Linked DNA regions of Mus musculus: regions 2, 3 and 4 are each linked to region 1. Evidence: chromatin loops called from intact Hi-C (ENCODE). Cell type or tissue: heart. All regions are shown on one strand. Region 1 holds the start of Rbbp5 (retinoblastoma binding protein 5, histone lysine methyltransferase complex subunit). Region 2 holds the start of Nuak2 (NUAK family, SNF1-like kinase, 2). Region 3 holds the start of Dstyk (dual serine/threonine and tyrosine protein kinase). Region 4 holds the start of Tmcc2 (transmembrane and coiled-coil domains 2).

Region 1 (8,000 bases):
CCTATACTCTAGTGAGATATTGTAACTCTGTATTATACATAATTATTTGTTTCTCTTTTCCTGTTTGTGTTTTTTATCCAGGACAAAAAGCAGTATCTTATACTTTTCAGATGTTACAATTCAATCTACTGAAAAATGAATAAATCATCATAGTCCATGAAAAACAAGATTTAAAAAGAAAATATATTAGAGCAGAAAACATCAGAAGATAGTAAACAAAAGGATTAAACATCATTTCAAAAACTTCTAGGACTGGAGAAATGGCTCAGTGGTTAAAAGCACTTGCTGCTAAGCATGGACCTGGAGTTCAGATTCCGGCATGCACAGAAGCCCAGCACCACCCTGCACAGGCAGTAATCCCAGCACTAAAGGGGGCAGAGATAGAAAGGGGTTTGCTGGCTATCAATCCAACTGAAAAATATGAGCTCCAGGGTGATAGAAAAGACTCTGCCTCAAAGGAAAAGAGCAAAGACTGACAATCCACCACTCCCTTCTCTGGCCTCTTGAGTGCACAAACACCCACACACATGCACACTAACATAGGTATACATCACAGACACACCCATGCCAGAAATAGTCTAACTACACGTGTACATACATAGGGATTATGATAGTTTATTTCTTGGGCCAGTGAGATAGCTCAGTGGCTAAGGATGCTTGCTGCCAAGTCTAAGAACATGAGTTAGAGCTCCAGAACCCACATAGTGAGAGAGAAGTGACTGCCCAAAGTTGTCCTCTGACCTGCACGTGAGCATATACATATACCCCCACACACAAATCCATACACACTAAGTAAGTGATCATTTAAATTTTAAAAATAAAAAATTGTTTTTACTATGAGTTATAGGGAAAGACAAGTTTGAAAACTATCCCGGGCTGGTGATGCAGCATTTGACTAAGTGCACAGGACCAGGGATGCAAGAGGCACTGTCTTCGTAATTTTATCTCCAGTGCATCCACCTGGTACCCAGCAACATCTCAAAAAGTGGTCAGATGGTCACAGAAGTAAAATTAGTATCCTGATGAGGCCACCTGAGTAGCACATCCCACAGCCTAGCCTAGCCTTTTGTTTCCTTTATCTGGCCAGCTGTCCTTCACTGTTTAACTATTCCCACCATATCACCTCTGTTCCTTTTTCCTGCTTGTATTATTATAAAGTTAGTTACAATCACTAACTTTCTCACATAATACTCAGTCATTTCTATAAGAGATTTCTCTTTGGAGCCTCAGACCTCTTTTTAATTGCTGAATCAGCCAATACTAAAAATTCCTGTTTCCCCTATGACCTTTCTGAATCATTCAAAAGAACTTTCCTTGTGACACACACTGTTAACTCTTTCAAAGGACTATTATAACAGCTTTCCTCTTTTCCTCTTATAAACATGGAACATCTCTCTTGGTCTCTACTTCTCCTACACCCTCCTAAAATCACCTTCACCTTAGGCCGCTAAGGAGTGCAAACTGCCCAGAAATTAAAGGGAGCAGGCTTTTCTCAGTTTTCAGACTCAAGTGCTGTCTTGACACTCAACTGGTGTCTATGGAAGGAACTGCTAACCTGTATCCTCCCCTAGCTGCTATACTTAGGGAAATATATGGAAGGTACCTGAAAATGTGACTAGCTCATAGAAGCACTGCATATATTAGTTAACTTATAATTACTTGATCATCCTTTTCCCTCCAGGTAAATAACTAAAGATCTTGTCCCTGACAATATTTGGCCCCTTTCATCTTTTCCCTTCCACCTATTCACACCCAGTCCCAGGGTTTCAATAAGCAGAAACAAATGGTGATCATAAGTCAAGACTTGTCTCCCAAGCTCTCAGTCTACATCCAACAGATCCAAGCTACCTTTCACAATTCCTTGCATCTTATTAGTCAAGCACCATTATTTTGTAGTTCATTTTCTTATCACCACTACACTCAAATACTGCCTCCCCAATGTTTTTTCTTTCTATGTCCCAATTCACACATTCCGTGTATCACTCATACATTGTGGCCTTCCAGACTGGTTTTATATTGTCTCAACATTCATCTATGCATTATAACTCTCCGAAAAACTTTATAAATCAGTGCTCCATCTGAGCTGTTGGTGTATCTGCCCTATCTTCCTTAAAAAGTAAACTGTCCAACCTGGCATCCATGAGTCTCCACAAAATAAACATCATCAACTTAAACTCTTGGTTATCCTCTTTATTACAATATCCACATTTTGGCATAGCAGAAAAATTATCTCACTGAGGGGCAGCAGAGATGGTTCAGTGGTTAAGAGCACTGGCTGCTCTTCCAAAGGTCCCAGGTATGATTCCCAGCACCCATATTGTAGCTCAAAACCATTTGTAACTCCAGTTTCAGGGAATCTGACTCTCCTGGCTCCTGTGGGCACCAGGCACATACATCACTGGTGCACAGTCATACATACAGACAAAGCACCCACACACATAAAATAACAAATTAAAAATTTTCTCATTGGTGTCTTTTATTTTAGATACACCTTTCACATACTTTCATACTTCGTCAGTATTATATCCACAAGCATGCACCCATGCTCCAATAAAGCCGCTATAAAGACAAAGAACACTTTAAAAATTATCTTTGTAAGTGGGCTGGAGAGATGGCTCAGCGGCTAAGAGTACTGACTGGCTGGGCGGTGGTGGCGCACGCCTTTAATCCCAGCACTTGGGAGGCAGAGGCAGGTGGATTTCTGAGTTCGAGGCCAGCCTTGTCTACAAAATGAGTTCCAGGGAAGCCAGGGCTATACAGAGAAACCCTGTCTCGAGAATAAAACAACTGCTTGTGTAGTTCACATTTCCGGGGATCTACACCTCCCTACGGTTAAGGACCTTAAACGGGCAGTCAAGATGACTGGATTCCAAATGCCAACTACGCCACTTAGTGCCGAATTACAACACCCTTACCTATTCCCTTAACCTTTTTTTTATTTTTTATTTTTAAAATAAAATCTGGTTAAGTAACACCTTTCCAGCAAGAGTAATCCCATCTAGGCACCGGATCCCCTGACAGGTCTTCAAAATTGACCCACCCTAGGTCACTCTTCCTCTGACTGCATCTCCAAAACTCTGGTCCTGTCTGATTTGTTACTTCAGCACCTGCGATCTTCGAAATCACAGCTCGGACAAAAAGTGCCTCAATGACTCCACAACTGATCTGAAAGCGGTTTCAGAAAAGTAATGCATTCTCTTCGGACAGAAGCTGGTCTTACTCCTGCTGCTGCAACTCCACCTCACGAGCACTCAATGAACCATCTCCGAAGAGTGTCCCTAAGGTTGCAGCCTGCGGTCCCTCCCGCCCAGGTTCCCTCCTTCCCAATACCGAAGGGTTTGCTAAGTCGCAGGCAAGCCCTCCTCACCCAGCAACTCGAGGTTCATCCCTGCAGACGCTGGCCGCCTGGTCTCCGCACCGGCAACAGTTCCTTCTCCCCCACCCGCTCAGAAGCCCCGCGTCTAAGTGGGGGGCGCCGCGAAGAGCCTGGCGCAAGCTCCGGAGACTTTCGGACTTAGAAGGCCCCGCGGCTTCCGCTTTCCTCCCCCGCCTTCCTTGTTCGTTTTACGTAGCTGTCCACATTTCTCCCTAATTAAAAAAAATATTAAACGCTCTTGTAATCAAACAACTATAATATTATCGAGGGAGAAAAAAATGTCATAGTCAGTCGGAACTCCAAAAAGTACAAGAATGTAAAGCTTTTCTCTCCGGGACCACGTAAGTGAGCAAGAAATTTCAGGCATATCACTAACCCACTAATACTCACAATGCCGTGTGTTCCTTGGGTTGTCCCGGCGGCTGCCTGAGACTCCGCAAGAAAGGTTCCGGGCGATTCTTTCTACCGCAGGAAAGCGGGAAAGGTCGGCCCCTAGTGCAAGAGTGTTGGAGCTCTTTGGCGTGGTCAGAGCGCGTGCTGGCTTGGCTCACCTTACTATGAGTACTATAATTACTATGTGTCTGACTTAGTTTCGTGAAGATTATTTCACGTCTCTAAAACTATGCTATGCATCACATAAAACGGCACGATAGTATTTGTTAGGCCCTTTCCTGCGGTATTACTGTGTACACAACATCGATTAGGGCACAGGAACATTGTCAAGAGAGATGGACTGAGTGTCCCACAGTTCTGTCAGACTTGATGTACACAGAGCAATCAGAGAAGACCAGCTAATGGTAAATAATGGGCGTGGGGTGGGAAGTGTTTATCCAATGTGGTGGGCAAGTCACCCCTGTGTAGCTATAATGACAGTAATCTAGAGGTCCTCCTAACTGACTTCACCGTTATGGGTATTTAACCCTTTCCTTGTGCGTAAAATGACAGTGATAATAATACTACTTAGAGAATTACGAGGATTAAATGAGTTAAGCATATAAAGTGCATAAAAAAATCAGGTGACAGCAAGTATAAGCCATTATTTACCAGTTACTATCTCCTAAATATGTCTTTCATGTAGCCATTTAACCCAAAAACAGTAATTGAGGCTCAGAGATATTGGACAATTTTCACTCCCTTTCGTGTCCAATATTTCCGAAATGCTATCCAAATACTATAGAACCAGAAATAATTTGTAGAAATATTTCTGCACTTCTCACAGTGATTTATTATCAGGTCTCTTTGGCTGTACCCACTGGCTTAGTGAAACAGAAAAAAAAATACATTGTTTCACTTATGAAGTAATAATGATGAACTTTTCACGTGTATATGGGTTTATTTTCTGTAGGCAGACTGTTGGTGTCCCTGGCCATGTTTTTTTCTAATGGAACATGCATTTTGTAAAATTTTCAAGGAAGGAATAATATGATCAAGTTAATGTTTAAAAAATAAAAATTCCTACCCAGTCTTATAGCTCATATATGTAATCTCAGCACTCAGGAAGGAGCCTGGGCTCCCTAGTGAGTCCTGGAGTGAGAGAGAAGAAGGAAATAACATTAGACGGGTTGGGATTTTTGTTGTTGCAGCTGCTGCTGCTGTGCTGGTTTGCTTTGGTTTGGGTTTGGGTTTGGGTTTGGGTTTGGGTTTGGTTTGTTTGCTTTCAGCTCTTCTGGTACTGGTGATTGAACCTAAGCCTTACCTACAGAGCCTACCTATAAGCCTAGCCCTAAAGATCAACCTCTTAAAGACACTGTTGAGTAGGAGTTCCGGTGAGGGGTAAAAACTCTCCAGGAGTTTACTGTTGGCCGTGAAGGATGGTCTGAATCCAATCTACAGGAGAGAAAAACAATCAAGGAGCTTGAGATTAGGAGACAGAATTGGAAGCGGCATAAATGCAAAAGATGTGTGTGTGTGTGTGTGTGTGTGACATGTTTCTGCTTTGGGGGCTCCATTTGCTGGTGCAGAGGATACAGAGAAGGAAACAGCCTGTATAAGGTAGATGTTCTGCCCAGACACGTTGACTAGAGATGATAAAACGTGGACTTCAAAGAGGTCCCGGTTAAAGATGTACTGTATTTTGTCAAGTTTATATATGCATATTTTTGCACTTTAAAAATCTCTGGGGGGGGGGTCTGGGAGACTTTTGGGATAGCATTTGAAATGTAAATGAAGAAAATACCTAAATAAAAAAAATCTCTGAAAAAAAATCTCCAAATTAGTGATAGAGCACGACATGCATGATTATCCCTCAGAATGGAGCCGTAGGGGTTGGCTTGTTGTTGTTGTTGTTGTTGTTGTTGGTTTGATTTGGTTTGGTTTGTTTTTTTATTTTTGGGTTTCTTTTTTATTTTCTTTTTTTGGTATGGTAGACATTGTATTCCTTGTAATTCGTTGTGTTCTACTTTGATTAAAAACTATAATTGGTGGGCTTTGCTTTGTGAGGGCTAATTAGAGTTTATTAATATTACTAATTGTCAAACAGGGTATCTGAAGCTTTGTTTAAAGGGGAGAAATTTTAAATGATTTTTTTCTTCTTGGCCTGGAGCAATTTGTACCTGTCAGTCATGAAAAAAGAACTTGGTTTTTAGCCAGGCTGAACTTCCCTCTCAGTAAGATATTTTCTGTCCTTCATGCAGGAGGCCAGCTAGTATTTATCCCCCTTACTGATAAAAATCATACATTCTAGGCTGGAATGTATGGTAGAGCCTGTGTGAGGCTGTGGGGTTGAGCCTGAAGCACCATGGGGTATGGGGTGGAAACACTCTACCTGGAACCCTTCTGTTCACACTCAGCCAAGAGCTCCTGGCAGCTGGCATAGAGAACATAAGTGTGTTTGAAAGCTGTGTGCTTCCAGCATAGAGACAAGGTTGACAACCACAGCAGAGAGCTGGGGGTGGCATCAAAAATACAAAACAAGGATCAAAGCCTCTCCCGGAAAAAGGGGACAAGTGCAGTCAGTGTTCATTGTCAGCAGAATTACAGATTTAATGTAGTTAAAGAGAGAAAAAAAGGACAGTTACAACACAGCTCTGAATTCCCTGGAGACAAGAAAATTGAGAAGGGAAGAAAAGCACATAGGTAGGTCTGGATGCCATTCCCTGGAAAACAATGGAAGCATACACACACAAACATATACATACAAACATTCACACACATATACATACATACATATATACATACATACATACACAAACACATACATGCATGCATGAACACATACAAACACACATACATACATACAGACACACAAACATACACACACATACATACATACACACAAACATACACACATATACATACATGCATGCACAAACACACACATACATAAATACACGAACACATACAAACATACATACACACACAAACACACAGACACAAACGCAAACATACACAAACATATACACAAATACAGACATACAAACATACACACATACATACATACACAGACACACACATACAAACACACACACACACACACAAACACACATACATACAAAAACACACTTACAAATACACACATACATACACATACAAACACACACAAACATATACACACATAAACATATATACAAAAACACACAAATACACACACATGTACAAAAATACACACACAAACACACATACATGATTATTCCTCAAAGTGTTTTCTGTAGTTGCCAGATAACTGAAACAATTGAATGTTTTGAAAAGCAGGGAGCTTGACCTTTTCTTTTCTTTCCTTGTTTTTTTTTTTGTTTTTTTGTTTTTTGTTTTTTTTTTTCGAGACCGGGTTTCTCTGTGTAGCCCTGGCTGTCCCAGAACTCACTCTGTAGACCAGGCTGGTCTCGAACTCAGAAATCTGCCTGCCTCTGCCTCGCGAGTGCTGGGATTAAAGGCCTGCGCCACCACCGTCCGGCCTGACCTTTTCATTATTAATCATTCTGCAGAATCTTAGAAATCTATAATTTGTTCTAACTTTTGTTATTTGTTTGTTTCAAGACAGTGTCTCTCTATAATCTTGCATGTCCTGGAACTCACTCTGTAGACCAGGCTGGTCTTGAACTCAGAGATTCGCCTGACTCTGCCTCCTGAGTGCTGGGATGAAAGGCATTCGCCACCACCACCCTGCTCTGTCCTGTCTTATTTTATCTGTAGATAAAAGCCAATTTCTTTGTCAGAACCCCCCAGGAGTTTGTTGTGATCACAGTTATGCATGAAGTAGCCGAGCACAATACCGTCTCTCAACCGTTGCTGTCTCCAGTCCTAGCCATGCTTTGCAACTCCAGTTAATTGTTGAAAACATGTTTCATGATTCCTAATAAGTAATGCTATACTACAGTTTAGAGATGTATAAACTGTAGTAAGAAACCCTTATCTCTCCCAGTATGACGTTAAAAAAAAAAAAGGTAAAGAAATCTGCCATTTGAAAGCAGTAGCAAGCCGGGAGTGGTGTCGAACACCTTTAATCCCAGCACTCAGGCGGATTTCTGAGTTCAATGCCAGCCTGGTCTACAAAGTGAGTTCCAGGTCAACCAGGGCTACACATAGAAACCCTGTCTCGAAAAAAAACAACAAACAAACAAACAAACAAACAAACAAAAAACAAAGAAGAAGAAGGGAAGAGGGAGACGAAGAAGGGGAAGAGGAG
Region 2 (8,000 bases), 160 kb after region 1:
CGCGCTGAGCCGCGGGCTCAGAGGTCACAGCCGCACCCGAGCACGCTAGAAAGCCCCGCGTTCCGAATTGCTATAAAACGTTTCGAGGGGGAATGTCCTGACCACGCCCCTGCGTCCCATTGGCCGACTTGCCGGCGGCTCGTGACCAAAACCTCTCGCATTGGTTCACCCTCTCCTGCCCCGTTCCTCCCCTTGGCTAGGCGCGGAAAGGTGTGAATGGGGCCCCGCCCACTTGGACCCGAGGCCCAGGAATGCGAGAATGGAGGCAGAGCCGAATTAATACCGAAGTGCCAGTCTTTAGGATTGAAGGCTCTCTGAATTGCTTTAGTCTCTGAATGACGCCAACCTTGTGCTATTGTGCTGTGTTCTCGGTTGGCAAGGGACAATCTAAGGGCACTAGAAAGTCCCGAAGTATTTCTCCACATGCAGTAAATTGTTTCTTCCAAGCTCAAAATCTGAAAAGCCTTTTGATAACTTCTTGAGGTCCATAAAGGAGAAAGTGAATAGGGAGATGGAATGGGTTGGAGACTGACGCCAGCTAAGCACTGGTAGAGAGCTGTCCTGACTCCATGTTCACTCTGCTTGGATTCCACCAACCTTAATTGGATTCTGGAATCCAACAGGCCTGGGAAATCCTTACTTTGTAGGGTTGCGTGGATTCCCTCAAGATGTGGTGGCCTTGTGGATCTCCATAAATTGTGAAAAAAGCACATCACATTCCAAGGACTTACATCCACGAGCTCCTAAATCTGTAAGGAGTGTCTTGGTCCCAGGGTTTCCTCCCAGTGGATTTTTTTTTTTTTTCAAAAGAGCAGGAGGTTGGGCATAAGATTTGGCTGCATTTAAGGGGCCTGGAAGGCTATGTCCAGACCCCCCTTTCCGATGTAGAAAGTGAGTTTACTTCTGCCACACAGCTGGCAAGAAAGCCTGGAATTCAGATACTGGCCTATAGGGAAAGAGTACAGGACAAGAGGACTTCCCTAATTCTAGCTATTCCGGGCAGGCATCCCTCCCTCATCTGCAGGACCTCATCTCTAGCTGTATCTTTAGGACTTGGCAGAGGATCAAAGAGGACTACGTCCTCAATTATCAAATTAAAAAAAAAACTACTCTCTGCCCATTTTCCTACTTCTGTTTGCCCTTTGAATCTTTTCAGAGGGAATAACTGGTATCTCCTTGTCTTGGAGCTCTCTGTAGCCAGAGACCATCCACCGGGAATCAGCCTTCTCTAAGTTCGGACGGTCCATGGAAACTGTATAGCTAGTTTAGTGCCCTATCTTCTGCCAGCTTGCCTCTCCACTCTGAGTAGTCTGTGAAAATAGAAAAGGCTCAACCAGTCTGCTCTCTGTGCGCCCTGTCTGTCAGTTCCTGGGGTCTGTCCAGGCAGAGTAGGACAATGAAAAGCATGTGTCAGAGGAGCAGGCTCAGGGATGGGAGACCTGGGTTCTAGACCTGACTGACATGAAAAGAGGAGGGAGCCCCTAGCCAAGATGAGAGGAGGATAGTTTGGGGTTGCTTTCTAAAGATAGGGCTTTTAAAGCTTACTAGAAGACCCATGTCTGTTAGCTAGCTGTATCAACATTTCCTCATAAGATGAAGACTTTTTTTCAGAGGAGCCCAAGGTTTCCTTTAAGACTCAATCTAGACATTTATCACTATTCCTAAACACCCCCAATACCCAGGGCACTGCTGAACAGATAAAGGTGCACAGTGGATTCATACAGACCAGATGGATGGATGGACACAGGAGGCAAACAAACAGACCTGCAGGCAGAGGAGTGAGCCATCAGAACCATGGAGAGAACTGAGAGATGGCTCAGCAGGTAAGGGCACTGACTGATCTTCCAAAGGACCAGGATTTCATCCCCGGCACCCACAAGATGACCCACAAAGAGCCATAACTCCAGTACCAGGGGTTCTGGCCCCCTCTTCTGATCTCCAACGACATCAAGCATGTATCTTCTGCACAGAAATGCATACTGGCATAAGGCTGTACATATGAAATAAATTAACAACAATTGTTTACAGAACTACTGATTAGAACAACCAAGTGCCAGAACTAACTTTCATTCTGTGTAGGGAGGACCTGGGATGTGGCTCAGTGACTTAAAGATTGGGCTTAGCTCTTTGGAGGATTTGTTAGGACGTTTAAGCTGAGCTGAGTCACCCTCATTCAGTTTGTCTGCCTCACGCTCTAGTCTTAGGAGGAAGCACTTCTTCTAACCCTTGCACCCAGTCACCAACTACTTAGCCCAATGATTCTCAACCTTCCTAATCCCTTGACCCTTTAATGCAATTCCTTGTATTGTCGTGACCTCCCAACCATAAAATTATCTTTGTTGCTACTTCATAACTGCAATTTTGCTACTGTTATGAATTGTAATGTAAATATCTGATACGGGGGCTCTCTGATATGTGACTTCTGAGAAAAGGCCCTGCAATTCTAAAGAGGTCATGACCCACAGGTTGGGAACCAAGGATTTAAAGACTCTTGTGGAAAATGAGCCTTCTGTGCAGTCACCGGGAATAAGTATCCATTCCTGAACTCCTGAACTCCATAGTCTGAATGTGCTGTGACAAGTATTATGTGCAGTGGGGGAAATGGGATGGGAATGGGTAAGGCAGGTATCAGGCACATCTAAGGGGGATGACTACTAATTAGTTCCCCACTCTCGAGAATTTTTCTGCCTAACAAGAGAAATAAGATAAATAAAGAAGATAAAAACAAAATAAGCTTCCTCTATAATCTAGGACAGAAAGTGGGAGACCTCTCAAAGTGGTGTGAAGTACAGGTATATGGCAGAAAAGTTGGATCTTATCTGGTTCAGGAGTTCAGGGGTCAGGGGGTGCTCAGAGGAAGCCACTTGGGTTTTGAAGTGGTGGGTGAGACATAGATTAGTCTTAGGCATGACATGGAGAGGCAGGGAGAAAGAACAGAGAGAGCTAATGCATTTGTTTTCTGTGTATCCGAGAACCATAAGGGGTCTCTAGGACACAAGAGTATCTACTCCCCAGGACTATTGGGGCAGATCTCATTTTTTCCTCTGGGAGAAGAGCAGATGCAGGACCCAGCTCACCACCCACCTCCAGCCAGAGACCTGGGTCATTAAATTGCCTTTTCCCAGAACTCAGATGAGTTATGGCCCTCGGTCAGCTCTTAGCCCCACTCTGTGGTGGACAGTAAGGCCTGGATATGTGGACCTTTGCCCTCTTAGGGGCTGATGGAATTGTGTGAACAGGAACCAGCCAGTTAGAACTGGTTCTCCAAACCAAGGAGGTATGACTCCAAGGAGCTGGCTTAAAACCCTGTAGTCTAGGAAATTGAGGGCTCAAAGCTGCTCTCTTCTGGCCTAATTGAGTATAACAGGGCTTGTGTCATGGCTGAAACTGACTACAATGTCTATCTACTGTTTGTTGCGCTGACCTAAGTTCTAAGCATCCTAGGCATAGTGTCACCAGCTAGAAAGTCGCATAGCTGGAGGTAAATAATCATGATAATCTCCATGTCATGGGTCAGATCATACAACACCTGTGGGGCCCAAATGCATTCTGGAAATACAAGCAAGCTGGAGCTACAAAGGTACAAGCTAAAATTCTAGCAAGTCCTACAAGGAATGTGACAGCCTGTGCTGGCCTTAGCTGGCCTGTCCGGATGAACTCACTCCTCACTAGGAACACTACCATATGATTATGCCCACTGTGCCAATGAGTAAGCTAAGCCACAGAGAGATGAAGTTCCTGTCCCTACAGGGTCACATAGACTGCACCAGAAATGGTGGGCTTATGGCTAGGTAAGGATTCTGGTTTGCTCAGGCTCCTGATGCTCTGTACTCATGTATGAAGCATGTCACATGTCTCCTTCATGAGTTTGCTTTGGGACCAAATGAGATATGAAGTTACCAGATGGATGGTGTCCTCCTATCTTGGGTTTTGGCTAGCCTTCCGTCTTTTGGCCAGTTCTGGCAGAGATCCAATTATGTTTCGGGGAGGCTGTACAACAAGGTCTTAACAGACACTTGAGCTGTTTGATCTGACCCAGGCCAGAGTGAAGATAAGCTCAGAGTTAGTGAGTGACTGTTGAAACTGTCTGGGGCTTGAGAGCTATGCTGGGGGGCACAGGAGAAGCTGGGGAACACAGAAGAAGCTGGGGGACACAGGAGGAACTGAGGGACACAAGAGGAGCTGGAGGACACAGGAGGTGCTGAGGGACACAGGGGGAGCTGGGAAACACAGGGGGAGCTGAGGAACACAGGAAGAGCTGGGAAACACGGGAGAAGCTGGGGGGACACAGGAGAAGCTGGGGGACACAAGAGAAGGCTGTGGAGAGAGGAAATGAAGATGCTCTTAACTATCCCACATACTAAATTTTAAGCTCAATGGTGGGTATCTATTTTTATTTTTATTTTCTATTTTATCCTAAATTCTAGTGGTTCCAGTCAGTGCTTTGCAAGGGGCTCCTCGCCTTCCTGTTAGTGGTAGAACACAGAGATCTTCCTCCTTGTCTGCCCTTTGACCGACATCCTCTTTCTGACCTCTGAGGTTCTGTAACTCTCCTTCTGTGGTATTACAAAACCAGGGTGTCTGCGCTTTAGGCAGGTGTTAAACGCTACAGGATTCCTCTAGTGGGCCCCCCAGATCCCGAGTGCTTTCCATGGGCTCCCTGAGTGGTTCCACCGCAGTAAGTCACCCGGGACCGTTGACGCCTGAGACTGTGTCAGTAAAAATAACTCCTGTCTCTCTAGCTGTCAACACTCCAGTGCACAGAACCTTAATGCCTCTTCACTGAGCCTTGGGTTAGGTGTTGGGTGCATTGGTAGTTGATGCAAATGAGGCAGGAAGCACAACAAGGCTGAGTGGGAGTCAGAGACAGGGCTGGGTGATGTGACTGAGCCTCCTTAAGCCTAATTGCCCTAGTGAAACCCTGAACTTGGAAGTGGCTTTATAGAGAGTTCTAGGCTCCCCAGCAGGTGGGGCTTATCGCAAGGGACACTGCAGCTCAGGGCCCAGTAGCTTCACTTCATATAAATGAGAGAATATGTTCTTCCTGTCAGTTCTGCCTCCATTCCCAGGAGTGACTAGGAAATATATAGAAGGGATATGTGCCTGGATTTGAGGGGCGATGTCTAGTCCCCCCTCTCTGCCTTGTGCCCAGTTGGCTCCTGCTGCCAACACAAGTCCTTGGGCTTCCAAGCTGATCCTGGAATGTTAACCCCAAGCAAAGCACATTCTTTAGCCGGGTCAGCAGCTCCTGGCCCTGGGTAAAGGAAGGTGGGAGCCAGCATTCCTCCGTCGTGGCCCTGAATAACACCGGTACAGTCTGGTATTCGGGGGTGGCTATTGCAAGCTGGATTAAGGAGCCATCATCACCAGAGATCATAAACTGCTGACCTAGAAGTCCTATGAGAGCCTACGCTGTGGGAGCAAGTCCATAAGCAAGGGGATTTGAAGTTCTGCTTAGTTTCTGACCTGGTTCTGTGTCTGTCTTCTGTAGGGAAGAACTGAAGCAAGAAAGCAGGCAGGGGGGCTGGTGAGACACCCGACTGCTCTTCTAAAGGTCCTGAGTTCAAGTCCCAGCAACCACATAGTGGCTCACAACCATCTGTAGTAGGACCTGATGACCTCTTCTGGAGTGTCTGAAGACAGTTGCAGTGTACTTACATATAATAAATAAATAAATCTTTAGAGAGAAAGAAAGAAAGAAAGAAAGAAAGAAAGAAAGAAAGAAAGAAAGGAAGGAAGGAAGGAAGGAAGAAAGAAAGAAAGAAAGAAAGAAAGAAAGAAAGAAAGAAAGAAAAAAGGAAGGGAGAGAGAGAGAAAGAAAGGAAGGAAGGAAGGAAGGAAGGAAGGAAGAAAGAAAGAAAGAAAGAAAGAAAGAAAGAAAGAAAGAAAGAAAGGAAGGAAGGAAGGAAGAAAGAAAGAAAGAAAGAAAGAAAGAAAGAAAGAAAGAAAGAAAGAAAGAGAGAGAGAAAAAAGGAAGGAAGGGAGAGAGAGAAAGAAAGAAAGAAAGAAAGAAAGAAAGAAAGAAAGAAAGAAAGAAAGAAAGAGGGCAGGGTACAGTTTCCTCTCACAGTCAGTGCTTTCTCTGAGCTTCTGAATTTCTGACTTTAATTGCTCTGTGCTATACCTATAGTTCCCACCTGACAGGCTCTCTGGGATGTCCTGGGACACATGGGTTAGTGACAGCATCACAACCTGAAGAGACCTCAGAAAACTGTGGCTAGAGGACTAGAAAAGGAGTGGCTTACATTTGCCACGCACAGAGGGGTGTTCAGGGTGGACGGGACAGGCAGATGGGGAGGGGCTGAGGAGAGAGGGAGTCTGGAGTGCTGAGTGGGAAGGGGCAGGCTGGAAGGATAGCCTTTATGGGGAGCTGAGGCTGGGGCTTTTATGAGGGCTGGGAGGCTGAAGGGAAGGTTGAGTTACTGAGCCTTCAGTCAGATTTATAGCCAAGATCTCCAGAAGGGTGGGGGGAATGCAGTGAAAGTCTGGGCAGAGAGGGTACTAAATATTTCGTGTGGTGATGGGGGTGCAAAGGAAGCCAGTCACTGTGTGAGGGAGAGGGTCTGCCTAGGGTGGAGCCTGCTTCACTAAGGCTCTAGAAGCTCCTGTCCCAGGTCCAACAGGAACAACCTAGAAAGGAAGGCCCCAGTCATCCCCCTTCTTCAAGTCGGGGCTGTGGAGCAGGGGATTCTGGGAACGAGAGTTATATGTCATTGTTTTCTTACATTTGTTTACTTTTGAGATGGAGAAAAGGACCAAATGCTTATTTCCTGTTGAGCAGTAGGCACAATGATTCCAAGTCTTTATCTTGTCCAGGTGAGCGAGCAGGGTGGACCACCCCAAAACGGTGGCCACCTAATCCAAGGTTAACCAGAAGAAAAGCTTCACGAACCCAGGGAGCCCCCACAAACTCCAAGGCCACTGGCGGCCAGCCTGGAGTCCAACCTGGCTGTTCCTTATGGCATAGGCAAACAAGAAGGCAAATTTTAACTCTCCACAGCCTTCAGACCCTGCATGCACCAAATGTCCAGACACTTCTCTGTCTCTATCCATCCTCCCGAAGACCCTCTGAGTCATCTGTGAGTTATTTCCTCTTGGAAGGATGGAGGTAGTGTGCGCGCGCGTGAATACACACACACACACACACACACACACACACACACACACACACACACAAGCTGTCTATGCAAGAGAAGAGGTCTTGTCAAATTGGGGTTAGGGTGGGGCTTAGGCACTGGGTCCTTCTTGGCTCATCCCCAGGGAAAGCCATCTGAAAGGACAATCTGCTGTTCACTTATCCGTACTCTGCTGCAGCCTGTGCTGGCACTGTGCAGGGTATCAGCCAGGTACTAGGCAGAGAGGGCAAATGAGGAAGGTCGGGTAGTCCCTCCATGGTGGAGCTCGGCAGCTTTCTCAGGAGTCAGAGTACAGAATACCTTTAGGCCTGATTCCTCACTGGTAACACAGAAGGATCTCAGCCCAAGTGTGTTTCTAAAAGTTCCTCTAGCCCCAGTGGCAAACTGTGGTATGGAATCATTAGGGGGAGAAGTGATGATACAGAGGGGACAGGGCAGGGCAGGGCAACAGATGACCCTGACTTGGCAAGAAGCACAGAACGCTGTAGCCGTCCATCCTTCAAATGATAAAGATTCTGGGTGTGGAGACATGGCCAAATGGTTGAATTGAAAGGATTCTGAGCTAGGCGTGGTGGCCGGCCTATGCCTTTAATCCCAATGCTTAGAAAGCAGAAGCAAGTAGATCTCTATGGGTTCAAAGCTAGCCTGGTCTACATAGCAAGTTCCAGGCTAGTGGAGGTGGGGGCTACACAGTAAGACCATGTCTCAAACAAAAACAAACAAACAAACAAAAAACCGGGGGGATGGGGTGGGGATGGGAGGTAATTTTAAGTCTGGCCACAGCGGACAATTGAGAGCAAGTGTACATGAGTTACATGAGTGTGAAATCAAAGCTATGGGCATGACAGATGTCCATAAGGGGGC
Region 3 (8,000 bases), 59 kb after region 1:
TACGAAGCCCAGGATAACCTGGAACTCTATATACAGCTCAGGCTGATCTTGAACTCAAGATCCCCCTGCCTCAGCCTCCTGGAGTGCTGGGGTCACAGGCACAGCACCACTGCAGACTAACCTTTGATACAGATTGCCAGGACACTGATTTCAGTATTAGTGCCTTGCTTCTAAAATTCCAACAACCCATCTATATAAAACAGTAACCAAAAGAGGCCACAGAATACTGAGGAAACACATTTATTTATTTATTTGGATAACAAGAAGCAACCAGCTATAACAATTTGAGGATTAAAGTTCATTTTTAAAAGGCCTATAATCAAGCGGATGTGGTGGCACACACCTTTAGTCCCAGCACTTGGGAGGCGGAAGCAGGTGGATCTCTGTGAGTTCCAGGCTAGCCTGGTGTACAGAGAATTTTCCAGGACAGCCAAAGCTACATAGTGAGACCCTGTCTTGAAGATAAATAGACGTAAACACTAGCCACTCTACCTTCTGCTTTCCTCTCAGCTTTACCTGCTGCCTGTGCATGAATTCTATATGAGACTGTACCTCTGCAGAGGATCTATATGAGACTGTACCTCTGCAGAGGATCTATATGAGACTGTACCTCTGCAGAGGATCTATATGAGACTGTACCTCTGCAGAGGATCTATATGAGACTGTACCTCTGCAGAGGATCTATATGAGACTGTACCTCTGCAGAGGATCTATATGAGACTGTACCTCTGCAGAGGATCTATATGAGACTGTACCTCTGCAGAGGATCTATATGAGACTGTACCTCTGCAGAGGATCTATATGAGACTGTACCTCTGCAGAGGATCTATATGAGACTGTACCTCTGCAGAGGATCTATATGAGACTGTACCTCTGCAGAGGATCAAGTTCAGGCCTCCAACTTCTTTTGTCCACCACCCAATACACACAAATAGGTGTCTGTAATGACGACACTTATAGTCTTTCTTAAGAGAAAAGTGTAAGCCAAAGGTATGTCTTCACCCCTGCAATCTCTGGTGAGGCAGGATACAGGTTAGAGACCAGCCTGAGCTACGTTTTGAAACTCTATTTAAAGGAAATGGAGAGGGAGAAGAAAGAGGCAGAGGGAAGGACTGACACCCACTCACCTAAGAAAAGGCCAATGTCTTGACTCTTTAGCGCCCATCTGTAGCCCACTGAGCAGCACATCCCAGGCACTCACACATCTATTTAATAATGGCTACTATGGGGCTAGCCGGGAATGCAGAGGCAGAGGGATCATTTAACAGAGGAACTTAAGACCATCCCAGAAGAACACAGTGAGACCGCATCAAAAGCAAAAGATAGCTGCTACTTACGCACCTTAGCATGGCTGCTCTAAACCTGCGCAATATTAACTCCAACAATCCTAGAGGTAAGGACGATTACAGCCTCCATCTCCAGATGAGGAAGCTGTGACACGACATAGTTATGATCAGTTAAGACCAAAGGGAGGCAACACAAGCAACAGAGTTCCTACCAGACATATATGAGTCACCGCAACGTCTTAAAATGGAGAAGATTAAGACAAACTGCAATAGCCAGGACCTACACTGGATCATAAAGTAAGACAAATACTTTTCCTTCTATTTTGTAATACTCTACCCTGCCTCTCCTAAAAGGGTTCAAAGCCTTTATCTCATTGCTTCTGAATGCTCTAGCAGAAGAAGAAAACAAAACAAAACAAAACAAAACAACACAACAGACTGAGAGGTTTCTCCCCCACAGCTACATAAAATGACTTGGACAACAGAGGGAGAACCGAACCAAAGAATTTTCTTTTATGTTTCAGTTTTCTTTGTACAAGCAAAACTCTTTTCAAAAACAACATTTTAAGAGTTCTACTTAATCTATATCACTATCATCACCACCAGTACACCGCCCAGGCTGACCTGGGACATACAATCTTCCCATCTCAGCCACTGACTTGAGTGAATATAAATCTATCAAAATAAGAGGTTTGGCATTCTTCCCAGGTCTCTGTGGTTGAAAGTGAAATTTTTAAAAATGTCATTATATATTATGACAAATGGCATACAAAAAATATAATAAATTGATTTCTAAGGTTGCCACCTCTTTAGTTCAGTGTCTTCAAATTATAGTTAGTCTCTAATTTTCAGTTGCTCAAATACTACACTGCATTAAGCAGAGGAGGGCTTGTTAGGTTAAGAACTGAATGCCCCTTTCCGTCATGTTCTGAGTCCCTATTAATCAGAAACCAACACTCACAAAAGAAATTTGAGACAACCTCCAAGTGACTTTGACCTTACCAAAAAGCTCCAGCTAGCACAAAGGGCTAATTGTCCTTTAAGGACTGGTTCTACTTTCTAACACCTTTACTTAAATAACCAGGACAACAGCATCCTTCAGCTAGACACAGAAAGAGGTACTTAAAAACTCTGGTGCAGCCTCACCCTCAAAATGTAAAATGCTGGTATGGAACAAAATCAATTTGTTCCATACCCTCTCATCTGTGTCCTCCTCGGATTTTATAGAGATAGGCACATTCCAAAGGGTGAAGAAAGTTTAAATATGCAAAAATTAGATCACGATGCAGTCAACCAGAAAAGCCAATTAAGCAAAATACAAAGGTGTTTTTGTATGTCTTAGGTTTGCCTTTAAAGAAAACAAAAGCCAACCAAGATGCTTCAAATTTTGAAAATCTCCAACTCTCTAAATTAAATCTATTCTGAGTTGGTTTTCTAGGTTTTGGTTTTTTGTTTTGTTTTGTTTTGTTTTTAAGAGTAACTCTGAAACAGTCACTTTAAAGTAAGGGCAGAAACAGAGGGCTTTTAAAGCAAAGCTTCTGACGGAAGAAGTTGCTGCCAAACTCTGGGTCCATTGAAAAATATGAGCTGCCTCACCAACTGCTCTAGACAGCGTCTAGAAGTGTCAAAAGCACAACTTCAGAAAAGTAGTTATCACTCTAGTGTTTTTTATGTCCTGAAGTAAAATAAGATCTTTTGCCTGGAGGTGGTGGTGCACACCTGTAATCCCAGCACAGGGAGGCAAAGGCAAGCAGATCTCTGAGTTCGAGGCCAGCCTGGTCTACAGAACTAATTCCAGGACAGCCAAGGTTACACAGAGAAACACTGTCTCAAAAAAAAAAAAAAAATTTTTTTTTAAAATACCTATACTCTGTGTGTGTGTGTGTGTGTGTGTGTGCGAGTGCACACACATGTGTGTATGCACAGTGGCCTATATGTGGAGGTCAGCAGACTACTTTCAAGAGTAGGTTCTCTCCTGGTCAACTCAGGGCATCAGGATTGGCAGCAGGTACATGTACCAGCTAAGCTATCATGCTGACCCAAAACAAGGGCTCTTTAAATTGCTATCCTGGGCAATAGAACAGTACCATTGAGGGCCCTATCAGGACTTACCAGCATGTCTTTAAACACCCCCTTCTGTAGTCTCAGACAACGTTCTTAAACATGCAACAAAGAGTATAGGGTCCAACTCACAAGTTCACCTTAAGTGATAATAAAACACCTGTATCAGATTCCAATATCTTTGACTTGCTAAATTAGACTCTTAGGACCCCCCCACCATGGTTACACAGCCAGAATCCATAAGACACAACCTGAGACATGGCATTTTTAATACACTCCTGAGGTTATTTTAATCTACACTGCAGCTCGAGAATCACTAAAGGCAAACCAAGGACATACCTGCTGTTAGGTTGTGCCCCGTCTACCTACCCACATGGAAAGTCAGTGGCTTCTCTCATCAACTTCCTAAGGAGAAGGTGGTAAAAGTTAAACCCTCTAGTTCCCCACCAATTGCAGTTCAAGGAGGATCAAAGATCTTGCAGTATTTAAAGTGATCTGAGGCCTCTGATACATCCCGAGGGGTTGGAGGAGAGGGGGGAATCAAGTCAAGAAGGGCAAGTTTTTCAAGGGCTCAGGGCCGCCCCACTCCACTCCACTCCCAACAACAACAATAACAACAACAAAAACAACAACAAAACATTTCTTAACTCCTTCACCATAAGTAACATCTCTGACCAATTAATTTCTAACACCCATTAAATATCCTTTTCTTTGGCAACTCCAAATCCTATTTAGAGGACATCTTCGCAGGGCTGCCTCTTGACTGGATTGCAAGCACTTTACACACCCAAACCCCGCGCGCTCACACACTCACATACCAGTGCAGTCCGAAGGCGCCCAGAGACTTCAGAAACACCCAACCTAACACCTAACCGGGGACTCGGTCCCCATACCAAGCACCCCAATTCAAAGCAACTTTCTCACCTCTCCGCTTAGCCTTTTCGAATTCTGCCTCCCGGTCTCGAGCCCTTGCCACCTCTCCCCAGGGTATCCTCCCACCTCATCTAAGATCCCCGAGGCCCAGGCCTCGCGCCGCCCCGCGGCCCTCTCCTACTGGCCGCCTCCTCCTGGAGTTGTTTTGCTGACGGAGATGCCACCCTCCGATTTTCCTCTCTCCATCGGGCCTGTCCTTACCCGCCGGCAGCGGGGCTTCGGCGACGTCGCCGGCAGGGCCAAGCTCGGCCGCTCCGCCGCCCGCGGGGGAGGAGGGACAACTGTGGCTGTGGGAGCACTTGATGTCGCGGAAGAACTTCTGGGTCTCTCGCAGGTTCTGCCGCAGCCGTCCCAGGTAGCGGCGGTAGCGGCTGAAGCCCCGGCACAGCTCGCGGATCATTCCGCCGCCTCCGGGACCCGGGCCCGACACGGACTCGCCGGCCCATGACTGCCCGTCGGCCTCCATCGCTCAGCCAGCTGTCTTCGCGGCTGGCTGAGCCGCTGGCCCGGCCCCCTCCTCCCGCCCCCTAGCGCTCAGAGAAGGCGGAATCCGCCTCCCGACGCCCCTGCCGGCGCTCCGCGCGGCCTCCAGCCTCCGTCACTGCCGCGGCTGAGCAGCCAGAGCGCCTGGCTCCGGCCAGAACCTTACTCCGCTCCCCAGCGGAGCCAGGGACGAGCTCACAGAGGCACCGTCGCTGCGCGGGCTCCTGGGACTTGTAGTCTGGGCTGGGTGGAATGCCACAACGCCCACAGGGAAGCAAGCTAGCGGGTGGACCCTACTGATCCCTGTGCTTACACTCTTCTCGTTTAAAAGGTGTTCTTGCACTGTACACGAATTCCTAAGGAAAGGCAGAACCCGCAGAGTATGAACCCCGGCAGAAATGGGGTACCTCAAATCTAGGAGAAAGAAAGATTTTAATAAGTAGAAGGAAATAAGGCCGAGGACAAAATATGTCTGTGGTTACCCCAAATGGTTACAACAGATAATAGAGAATTGGTTGAAAATACCCGGAGAATAGTGAAAACTCTACTGTTTGTGTTACAGTCTACTTTTTCTTTTCTTTTCTTTCTTTCTTTCTTTCTTTCTTTCTTTTTTTTTTTTCCTGCTCTAGATGTGGAAAGGGGGTAGGGGTGTGAAAGGGTGGGTGAGACCTAAGAGAAAGGACAGTTGATTTCTTGTACAGTCGGCAGGGGTAAGGGGAAGTTGAAGTTAGTAGCCTTCTAAACTGATTATCTTAACAAGGCTTCTGTCAGTGTGCCAGACTTCCATCGACGCAGACTGTCACGGACTCCATGACACACAAGCCACAAACGGGACAGAACTTGACACCAGTCACCTCTTCACCTGATTGAACTTTGAGTAACTTGGGCTCAATGTGAAATGTGAAGGCTTTAACCTGTAACTTGTTGCACTTTTTAAAAGATCACGCATTCAAATGAGCCTGCACTTTAAGGTAGGCTAGCTGCAAAAAAGGAGCCCTGTGTTCCTTCCCATTTACGCCTCCCTTTGCACATTCTGGCCATTTCTCTTCTTTGCAAAGTTGTATTCCCCTTGCTTTCCAAAAGGCTTGGTAAAACAGAAGTGAGAACACAAATGGAAATTAAAAAAAAAAAAAAGGTTGATAGTGTAAGAGCACTATTTAAAAATAGAACATGGGCTGGGTGTGGTGGTGTATGCCTTTAGACTCAGTACTCTGGAAGCAGAGGCGTGAAGGTCTCTGTGAGTTCAAAGCCAGCCTGATCAACAGAGTGTGTTCCAGAATGGACAAGGCTACATACATAGTGAGACCCTGTCTCTATTCTAACAAAGCAATGCAGGATGAGTCATCACAAAGATTTCTAGTTAGGGGATCAGTGGAGAGAAACCTTAGGTTGGAGGAAGAATCTATCTGCATGAGATACACATGGGAAGACACAATTGTAATCCCATCGCTCAGGAGCCCAAGGAAGGGTAATCCCAAGGGTATGGCCACCCTAAGCTACATAACTAGACCTCATTTCGACATCACAAAACTAGTCTTTATTAGTACTTTATATTTTAGAAATAATTGGGAGAAGGCTGGAGAGATGGCTCAATGCTTAAGAACTCTGACTGGGGGCTGGGGAGATGGCTCAGCAGTTAAGAGCACTGACTGCTCTTCCAGAGGTCCTGAGTTCAATTCCCAGCAACCAGATGGTGGCTCACATCCATCTGTAATGGGATCCAATGCCCCCTTCTGGTGTGTCTGAAGAGAGCGACAGTGCCCTCAGATACATTAAATAAATAAACAAATAGTTCTGACTATTCTTCCTGGGTGTCCCAGGTTCAATTCCCATCACCCATATGGTAGCCAAAAACAAGAGACATGATGCCCTTTTCTGGTCTTTGTGGGCACTGCACACATGGTGTACAGACACATAGGCAAAACAGCTATATACAGAATAAAACTAAATCTTAAAAAAAATTAAGTTAGTGTTTGACACAGGAGGATGGTGAGGTTCAAAATCTGCCTGAATTCCATATCAAGTTCCAGGCCAGGCCAGACTTAGCTACAGAGTTACGACCTCTGGGGCAGGAGAAAGGGGAGAGGGGGAGGAGAATGAGGAAGAAGAAGAGGAAGACATGTCAGAAGGTACAAATGGTATGAGGAAGACTAAATCTCCCTTAGTTTTTCTATTCCTGTCTCCTAGTCACCTAGTTCCCTTCAGGGTGCAGCTGCCATTGAAAAAACTACTTGTACTTTAAACATAAGTGAACAGCATACACACACTATGTTACAGCCATACCGACTGTCACACCATAACATAAACATCTACTGCATTTGAACTGGGTAGTGTTTGGCCATATGGATGGCATGTTTTGAGCAGGTCCTTTACTGATGGAAGTCTGGGGCTTTGCTGCAGAAAACAAAATGTATGCATCGTTTGAATATGTGGAAGCACATATCACCACTTTTGATCTGCAAGAAGCCACGTCTTGTTTATTTTAAATTTTTAAGGTTAGGCTCGAGGCGTCGCTCAGTGCTTGCTTGGCATGCAGAAATGCTGGGTTTAATCACCAGTAACTGCATATAGTACACATGGTCATACAAGCCTGCAACCTAACCTTTGGGAGATAGAGGAAGGAGTGTGCATGAGTGTGCACAAGCCTGTGTGTGTGTGCGCGATGGTGTGACGGTGTGATGTGTGTGTGATGGGATGTGTGTGTGCAATGGTGTGATGGTATGATGTGTGTGATGTGTGTGTGTTGGGGCTGGAGAGATGGGCTCAGTGATTAAAAGCACTGCTTGCTCCGTTCACAGCACCAAGGTGAAACCAGGTTCAGTTCCCAGCACCCAGCAATCAGCAACCACATGGTGCTTTACAAACATATGTAATTTTAGTGTTTAGGATCCAAAACCCTCTTATGGCCTCCTTGTGCACCTGGCACACACATGACACACATGCATAATATATATATGCAGGCAAACTGTAAGTCCAGTCCCAGGAGATCTGATACCCTCTCCATGTTGTACACAGACATACATGCAGGCAAAATGCCCATACATATAAAATAAACAATAAATTTAAAGGTTGATTTAAAAAAAAAAAAAGAGCTTCAAGGGACCAATGAGGTGGCTCACCAGGTAAAGGTACCTGTCTGCAAGGCTGAAAACCTAAGTTCTACCCTGAAACCTACATAATAGGAGAAAACAGACTCCCACAAGTTGTCGTATGGCTTCTGCATGCTTACTGTGGCAC
Region 4 (8,000 bases), 87 kb after region 1:
CTTCTTCAGGATTCCAGCTTATACAGAAGACAAGCTGAAGCAACCATCCTCCTGGGACTGAGCAACTACCAGATTCTTGGACTTCCTATTCACCGCTGACCATTGTTGGGTTAGTTGGATTGTAGACTGTAAGTCATTCCACTACATTCCCTTAAGAACATTCCACAAGTTCTATGACTCTTGAGAACCCTGGCTAACACAGACATAATAAATACATAATACTATTTTAAAAATCAAACCTAAGCCAGATGCTTCTAATTTCAACCCTCAGAGGCTGATTCAGGGAGATTACAATTTAGAGGCTACCCTGAGCTATTCATAGTGAAGCACTGCCTCAAAATCAAACTTGGATGATCATCGATTTGTTATAGAAATGAAGCATAAGTAAAAATTATGATGTTTTCTGCTTCCTAGGGGTTATTTAATTTTCTGTTATGAATTTATTTACTGTATTTTCATATGTACAAGTGCTTTGCCCACATGTATGACTATGCACCACGTGTGTGCCTGATGTTTAATGCTCAGGCAGCCTGGAAGAAGTGGTCAGAGAAAATGTTAGGTTCCCTGGGACGGAAGTTGTTAGCTGCTATTTGGGCACTGCTATTTCGAACCCAGGACCTCTGGAGGAGAGCCCAGTGCTCTTAACTGCTGAGCCATATCTCCAGCCCCATTCTTGAAGGATTCTCGAAGAACCCCTTCTGCTCTTCTTTAGCTTGGAGTCAAGAAGGGCCCACTGTGTGTTCCAAACCCATTGCCACCCAAGACTTGCTCATGCTTTAGGGGCCTCTACACGTTCCTCTCTCAGCCCAGGCAGAGAGCAGTGTGTTTCTCTCCTTTGTACCATGTACCGAGGGAATCTGCTCTCCACGCCCCCCCCCCAGCTTGTCTAGTCCCTGCCCACGATCTGCTCTGGCTCTGGCACTCTGCCATTCCTCAACATTGAAAATCCAAAAGGCTTATAGCTTTGCATTCCCAAACTGTGCCTGATACCGTGTAGTGGATATGGGGTGGGGAGGTAGAGTGTTTTTGCATTCCCAGCCCATTCTAAATTCCCATCTTCTAAAAACAGAGCAGCTTAGTTTAGAAAGTGGCTCCCTGAATAGAGTAAATTCTTAACAACTTGGTCTCTTTTAGGATACACATCAAAATAAGGGACTGGAATGGGGGAAAGGCTTAACAGAGTTAGGAAACTCACAGACTAGTGGGACCGAAGTGAGGCAAGAAGGGTTTGGTGAGTGTGAAAGAGACTGGCAAACTGTAAAATCCTTCAGAGAAAGCTCTGTGACTCACAGGGGGAGGCGCAGCCTTTTACAGTAGCCCAGGCCTGTGTTTCTCAGATGTTACCTTGTGTGAGAATTACCCGACGGGCTTGTGAAACATGGATCTTTGGGTCCATGACTTCTGATTTAGTTGTATCCAGGAATTCGTATTTCTGTCTGGTTCCCTGGTGGTGGTGATGATGATGATGACTACGATGGTGATGATGCAGGGTCCAGTCTATGCCTTAAGAACTACTGGATGCTGAATAAGGGCAACCCATCCATGCCAAAGAAGGCATACAGTTTGCAGAACGAATAGGAATTAATAGAGTAGAATACTACTACTCTCCATTTTTTGGTAGCTCCATCTGCTCTCATCTTCCAAACTGCTTAGCAATAGTATGGGGCAAATGTAACATTCTTTTTCCAGTCTTCAGTACATATCATTAATACCTACCATTAATACCCATTCCTTTTAAAAAGCTGCTTCTGGTGAGCATGTATTTGGGCACTGAGTTTCTAAACATAAAGCCTGCGTTCTTATGAGATGTGTATTTAAAACAGAGAAAGAGGGGATGTAGCAGAACAGTCCCTCTCCTTTGCTTTTGTAGCTATGAAGGTAGGCATGGGTTTGCGACCCAAACCACCTATTCTAGAAGGGACTAGCTTGTCTCTAACTGAAGGGATGCATATAATATAAGGTGCAGAGTTAGGGGAGTGATGATAAACACTTAATGTGTCCCCCAACAAAGCGAATGGGCGGGGTGATCGTGAAGGCCTAGCCTGGGAGAGGTGGCTCCAAAGCCGGCACAGAGCTGAGCTCCAACACAGCCTCAGCCCTCCAGACCCTCCCGGGGGACGCGCGGTGCAACCAAGCCTACAGCGGTGTCCGCGCGCCGTTGCGCAGCCCTCCGGCCTTCCCATTGGCGGGCGGCGCCATCTGCGCTCGCCTCGCCCTGGCGCTGGCGGGCGGAGGCCCGGGCGGGGTAGGCCGCGCTCGCGGCGGGCTGTGGCCGCAGCCTTGCGCGGCTGCTGACGAGGAGCGGGGCGCGGGGCGGGAGGAGGCAGGCCCATGCGGGGCGGCGGCGGGCGGCGGGCGGCGGCGGGGCCGGGTGCCCAGGGCGGCCCTATGGGACCCGCCCGGCCGGCTCCCGCGTGCCCTGCCTGGCCCAGCAGTCCGGCCTGCGGGCGGGGATGCGCGGTGTGGTCCAGCTCCCCGCCGCCCTGCGGGGCCCTGAGGCAGAAAGTTTGGGGGTCGGGAGCGGCCCCCCTCCCGCGCCAGTGACTGCCTAAGGACCGCTGCAGCCCGGCTTCGCCCGCGACCTGCCTCCGCTCCCCAGGTCGGAATGAACTATCCTAAGGCTCCCCCTCTTCGCCCCTCCCTCATCCTCCTTTAAAAAGATAATTTCTTAAATTCAAGAACTCGTGATCTGCCTACTCCCCTCGTCCATAATTTAAACCCCAGGTCTTTTGAGTGCAAGAGGGGGGTGCGGTCTCTCCCCAAGATAGCACGCTAGAAGGACAGATTCCCCTTGCCGACCCACTTACACCATGAAGAGGTGCAAATCGGACGAGCTGCAGCAACAGCAGGGCGAGGAGGATGGGGCTGGGATGGAAGACGCTGCTTGCCTTCTGCCAGGCGCGGACCTCCGGCATGGGGAGGCCTCGAGTGCTAACTCCGCTGGCGGGCCAACTTCAGATGCTGGCGCTGCGGTGGCACCCAACCCGGGTCCCCGAAGCAAGCCTCCTGATTTAAAGGTGAGCGCAGACCGTCTCCAGGCAAGCCCAGCCCGCCACGTAGCTTCCCCCACCCCTCGCAGAAGTGTCTTAACCGAATAAAAGTGATGGGGAAGCTCGCAAAGGTCAGAGAGGATGAATGATGTTCGGCTAGGTTCGGAGGGGGAAGCTAGGCACCATTTGTTCCTGTCTATCAGCTCCATCTCAGTCCTCTGTGTTCTTCATTATTCAGCAAACGTTCTAATGACTCACTCATCTGAGATTGTTTGAAGAACGTGTGTGAAACCCTATTTTGCAGACAAAGGGCTGGCGAGATCTAAGATGCTAACTTAGAAAGTTCACAGTACTCTCCCTTCTGTAGGAAGGCTAGAGAAGAAGATTGTAGCTTGGGAAGCTAAATAGGTGACCGTTACCTTCCTATGCCAATTAGCCTCCTCCGAGTGCGGATTTTTTTTTTTTTTTTTTTTTTTGAGCATCTTCCTGAACGAAGCTCAGTTTGTCCATCTATGAAAGGGGGGTGTAGATGTCTTGCCGTTAGGTGGAGCCAGAGGTTAAGCTAGTGCTTGGAGATCCCTCTCTGCCTCCTGAACCAACCCCCAGGGTGGAGAACTGACAGGTGGCAGGGCAGAGCCTGGGCTGATTGGGGCCTCGGTTCAAGTTGCACACATGCTGAGCCGGCAGCTAGAACCAGAATTGGAAAGGACCGTTCACATGGAGCTGTTTATTTTCCAGCCCGAGGTCTTCCAGACTATTGGCGAGCTGTATTGAATACATCTCTGTATCAATTACAGCAGCAGCCAGGATAAATAATGCGCCTTTGCTGGAGTTACCATCGGGACTGCCAGCTCAGGCTCCTTAGGCCAGCTCACAACTGGGCTGAGAGAGATGTCAGCTCCCGGAAGGAACTTAAATGCCTTGGGGATTGATGCCTTGGAAATTTTCTCCGGAAAGGGTGCAGGGTCTGGGATAGGGGAGCAGAAAGGCCTCCCGTTAGGTTAAAGCCTTGTCCAAATGGCTGTGGGCCCCGGAGGAGCTCACTAGAATAAGCTAATGACATTCCTTCTTTGGTCTGAGCAGCTCAAAGTCAGGAAGCCAGGTGAGTGCATGTGTGCTTTATGTGTGTGTGTGTGTGTGTGTGTGTGTGTGTTGTCCCTTGGGGAAGAGAGCCCACTCACTCCTTGTGGGACTTTTAAATTTTTGTGGAAGTTTTGCAAACCTGACCTCTTTCCACCCACCTTATGTGTAATGATGGACTAGTTGAACACCTAGGCTTTCTTCACAAAGCTTGTGATTCCCTCAGGCTCCAAGAAGTGTCACTCCCTCCCCCAAGTGACATGTTTTTTGTTTTAACTGAGATGGTAAGTCCCTTTAATGCTGCCGAGAGGAACAGGGGGTGACCTTTCGACCTCCCTCTGCTGGCTGTGCTAAGGGGGCTGTAGTTTCTGTGTCTATAAAGCTGCCCAAGGCTCCTTGTCTGTACCCTCCTGTGTCATCTTTTTTGATGACATTCATTTTGAACAGGGGCAGATAGAGCGATAGCACTGCACTTGACTACAATATGTTAACCGCTGAGCCGTCCTGAGGAGGAATTGAGAATTGAGGACCCTTACACACACACACACACACACACACACACACACACACACACTTCTATATAGCCCAGGCAGTGTGGATCCAAGCTTATGCAAGCACGGGGAGACTCACAGAGCACTTGCCTGTTTATCTCTGTCTGTCTCATCACAACATGTTTACTGCAGGACAGAGACCTCTCTACCAGATGTGACTCAGGGCTACCAAAATGTGACATGTCACTTAACTTTTCTGAAGAAAGGAACAAGGGATATTGGAGTGTGGCTAAACTTGTTTTCCAGTGCTGGACAAGTTTCCCATGGCTGACAGTTTAGTGGAAAAATTTCATCATTGTCTCTGGAACTGGGTGGGGGCTGACTTGTTCTGAATTTGACAATGATACCAAGAGGAAATGCGTTTGCTTTTTAATCTGGAATGCCTTTCCCGTGCCTGTGTTTAGTTGATGCTGTTCAGGAGCTCTGGCTTGCTTTTGCTTTCATTTTGAACTTGGAGATAGGAACTTTCAGTCCCTTAGTCCCACTTCTATTTTCTTGTGACAGCTCCAGGCATGGGGACTGATTGTGTGTCAATGGAGACAGTCATCTTGATTGTTGAGCAAGGAGCGAAGGCATGGAAAGCTCTGTCTAAAGCACCTCCATAGCAGGAGAGAAAGAGGAGAATCTGGTCTTTGCTAGAGATCTGAATGATGCCCGGCTAGTGATGCTCAGCAGTGTCAGGGGCTTCGGCTATCTCTGGTCCTTCAAGGATGATCATACTGCACGATGTGCATTTCTTGGCTTATTTTGTGTGGAGGTTGGGGTAGGGGTGGATGTCCTGAGATCATAACCAGCGTCTTGAGCATACTAGACAAGCCCTCTATCACCGTAAATTTCTTCTGTGGTAGCTTGGAATCTGTGATTATGTGGTTAGGGGGTGGGGGTGGGGGTCTGGAAAATAGTTACATAGTAACATTTTAAAATGGTAACTATAACAGAAAAGCAACCTGCGAATGGGCCCGGCCCCACAGGAGGCTTCTGTAAACACTTCTGAGGCTTTGCCAGAGCTTCAGATAAGCATGAATCCTCCAGGGGGAAAGATCTCAGCAGACAGTATGTAAGGGGAGCCTGATAGTTAAAATGGATTCCTTTAACCACTCAAGCTCACATCTCCATTCACTTGGTCTCATGATTCCATCCTTTGCTGCTATCCAGAGTCCTTGCTTGTTGAGGAGAGACTGGCTGGCTGACCTAAAGTGTAACAGAATTCTCTAGTGAGGAGACTGGCTGTAGTGAGAAGGGGTGGGGAGGAGCTTAGGGGAACTCCGCACACAGAGATCCTGTTTAGAATACAGCCTGTGGCTGAGGCCTGGGAGAATGGCTGAGCGTAGTGTGCAGCTCTTCCTGAAGGCATTGCCCACCCTCCACCACTCCAATCCCACCGCTCCGTGCAGGAACAGAGCCTTTTCTGAGAGGAAAAGCCAGAGGATGCTGGCCAGGGAAAGTTCCCAGAGGTGCTCTGTCCTCTGGGATTTCTGAACAGCATCATCATCACTCCTTAAAGAAGATAGGAGAGTTCCACCTTCATGTTGTTCCTGTGTTGTTGGAAGCGCTCTTGACTCAAGGCTCAGATCCTGTTCCTCTGTTCATAGCTTATTCTGTTCTCTCTTCCTACTGAGTGAGGATCAGGGAAGACAACAGACACCAAGGGAAATTAGAGCTGAACCCTAGGTGGTTTTCCTGGTCCGGTGTTTGAGGGTGTTTCAGCATCCTGCGAATAGCTCCTGTTACTTCCCCATTCAGTCTATTGGCAAGAGGGTAGGTTTGTGTTAGTCTGTTGACTAACAGATAACTGGGCACTTTAAGACCAAAAGATGTTATTATAAACATTGAAATAGGACATTCATATAATGGTGTCCATAGAGAGACACATGTGCAGTTTAATAAAAGCAGAAATAGATAGCTCATCTATTCACAAATTAACATTGACATTCCCGACCCTCTGCGTTTCTGTTCTATTGTTTTGTTTTTTTTTTTTTTTTTTTTTTTGTTTGTTTTTGTTTTTTGAGACAGGGTTTCTCTGTATAGACCTGGCTGTCCTGGAATTCACTTTGTAGACCAGACTGGCCTCAAACTCAGAAATCCGCCTGCCTCTGCCTCTGCCTCCCAAGTGCAGGGATTAAAGGTGTGCACCACCACCGCCCGGCTTGTTTTGTTTTTTTAAGGGCCAGGAGTTGGTTAAAATTTGCTGTATCAGTCTTTAAATAAATGAGAAGACTAGCTACTACTAGACTCGAGAGGAGGGCGGGGGTATGAAGGCCTGTGCATAGCCTGGGACTTTGAATAATTTGTTGACTGTGGAGTATGGCTATCCTGGGGGACAGTATCCCTGCAATCTATGGGGCATGGGCCCCTCAGGTAGATTTCACCAGGGGAAGCAGGATTGAGGGAGAACAAACCCAGGAAATGGAAACTTAGTTCTTCAGCAAGGCAATGCCTTCTTCATTTTCAGGTGAGCCTCCAGGGCCTCCAGAATGAAACACTTGCAAGAAAACTCCTAGGGCACCCAGGCTTCAGTGTGCTTGGGGCACATGCAGTGGAATACGATCCATGGGTTAATCAGGGAGATGCTTGAAGAGGCGATGGCTTGAGATCAGAATAGTAAAGAAAGGGCAGAGCATTAATTAACAAACAAGGAGAACGCCTAGCTAGGATACATAAGATGACAAGAACCTAGACCTCAGTATAGTGTTTACCCTGTTCCCTTTCCCTGTCAGTGCCGGGGGGGCCAGCTCCGAGGATGCTCAAGTTGCTAGTTTTGACCCATCTCTACTTTATGAGGACACTGGATCCTGAGGCTGGGGACTGCCCCCCACCCCCAGCCTGCAGCAGTATTCAGAGCAGCCCTGTGTGTGGGCTTGCAGGGAAGCTGTGGCAAATGAAGCTCTCTGTTCTGCCACAGATTGGGTTCTAGATTCACTCCCAGCTGCCCTAGTTGCAATTCAGTGTTTACAGAACGGGCTTCTTTTTCTGTGTGTATCCAACTGTGGCTTGGCTGCCAATCACATTAAGAATGTCTCCCTCTACATGGAGTTGAAACGGCCAATGGGTTGTGAATGTGGAGGCAAGGTTAAATGCAGCTGTGGATAGGGAGAGGTTTGAAGGTGCTCAGGTGTGGTGGATGGTCTTGCTTACAACCCCGATCGCCTGTGTTGACCTTTTCCAGGAGACTTGGCATCTCCCTTGGAAATCCCCATCTAATAGGATGGTGGTTCTTTGGACCCAGGCCCTGGCTAAACAAGCGTCTATAAAGAAGGGTCTCTGCTTGACTGCTAAACACAGGAGTCTGTCATTTGTGTTAAGATGTTAAAGCAAAGCTAGAAGAGAACAGGCAGGTTGTGGATTTGACTTCTCAAACCAAACTAGCAAAGGTTTCCCC

Evidence for each region. A loop is a pair of places that touch in the nucleus more often than their neighbours do. Peaks named below come from ENCODE experiments on the same cell type or tissue, not always from the same donor. Only the 100,000 strongest peaks of a DNase experiment are listed, where the experiment ranks them.
Region 2: a loop joins it to region 1, with 2.3 times the contacts of the local background. A loop is called at or near these places in 2 of 42 quality-filtered maps.
Region 3: it touches region 1 in a loop (6-fold over the local background); 9 of 42 quality-filtered maps call a loop at or near these places.
Region 4: it touches region 1 in a loop (4-fold over the local background); 3 of 42 quality-filtered maps call a loop at or near these places.

Annotation. Positions count from the first base shown.
Region 1 is chr1:132,472,895-132,480,894 of GRCm38, reverse strand. It overlaps Rbbp5 (retinoblastoma binding protein 5, histone lysine methyltransferase complex subunit), which reads right to left and starts at 3,528. Exons shown (of 14, transcript NM_172517.2): 1 at 3,368-3,528. The coding sequence starts at 3,386. 6030442K20Rik (RIKEN cDNA 6030442K20 gene) reads left to right here and starts at 3,831. Exons shown (of 2, transcript NR_165177.1): 1 at 3,831-4,173. In heart, a CTCF peak has its summit at 3,867; DNase peaks (open chromatin) are centred at 3,504 and 3,814; H3K4me3 peaks cover 2,561 bases; H3K27ac peaks cover 1,533 bases.
Region 2 is chr1:132,308,184-132,316,183 of GRCm38, reverse strand. It overlaps Nuak2 (NUAK family, SNF1-like kinase, 2), which reads right to left and starts at 59. Exons shown (of 7, transcript NM_028778.4): 1 at 1-59. In heart, a CTCF peak has its summit at 3,341 (motif pointing left); DNase peaks (open chromatin) are centred at 123, 3,223, 3,953 and 4,723; H3K4me3 peaks cover 926 bases; H3K27ac peaks cover 2,559 bases; H3K27me3 peaks cover 1,911 bases.
Region 3 is chr1:132,414,352-132,422,351 of GRCm38, reverse strand. Dstyk (dual serine/threonine and tyrosine protein kinase) reads right to left here and starts at 4,899. Exons shown (of 13, transcript NM_172516.4): 1 at 4,482-4,899. The coding sequence starts at 4,746. In heart, CTCF peaks have their summits at 4,616 and 4,843 (motif pointing left); a DNase peak (open chromatin) is centred at 4,901; H3K4me3 peaks cover 2,182 bases; H3K27ac peaks cover 1,307 bases.
Region 4 is chr1:132,385,994-132,393,993 of GRCm38, reverse strand. Tmcc2 (transmembrane and coiled-coil domains 2) reads left to right here and starts at 2,608. Exons shown (of 5, transcript NM_178874.3): 1 at 2,608-3,017. The coding sequence starts at 2,811. In heart, a CTCF peak has its summit at 3,535; DNase peaks (open chromatin) are centred at 2,183, 3,603, 4,933, 5,853 and 1 weaker place; H3K4me3 peaks cover 4,484 bases; H3K27ac peaks cover 4,773 bases.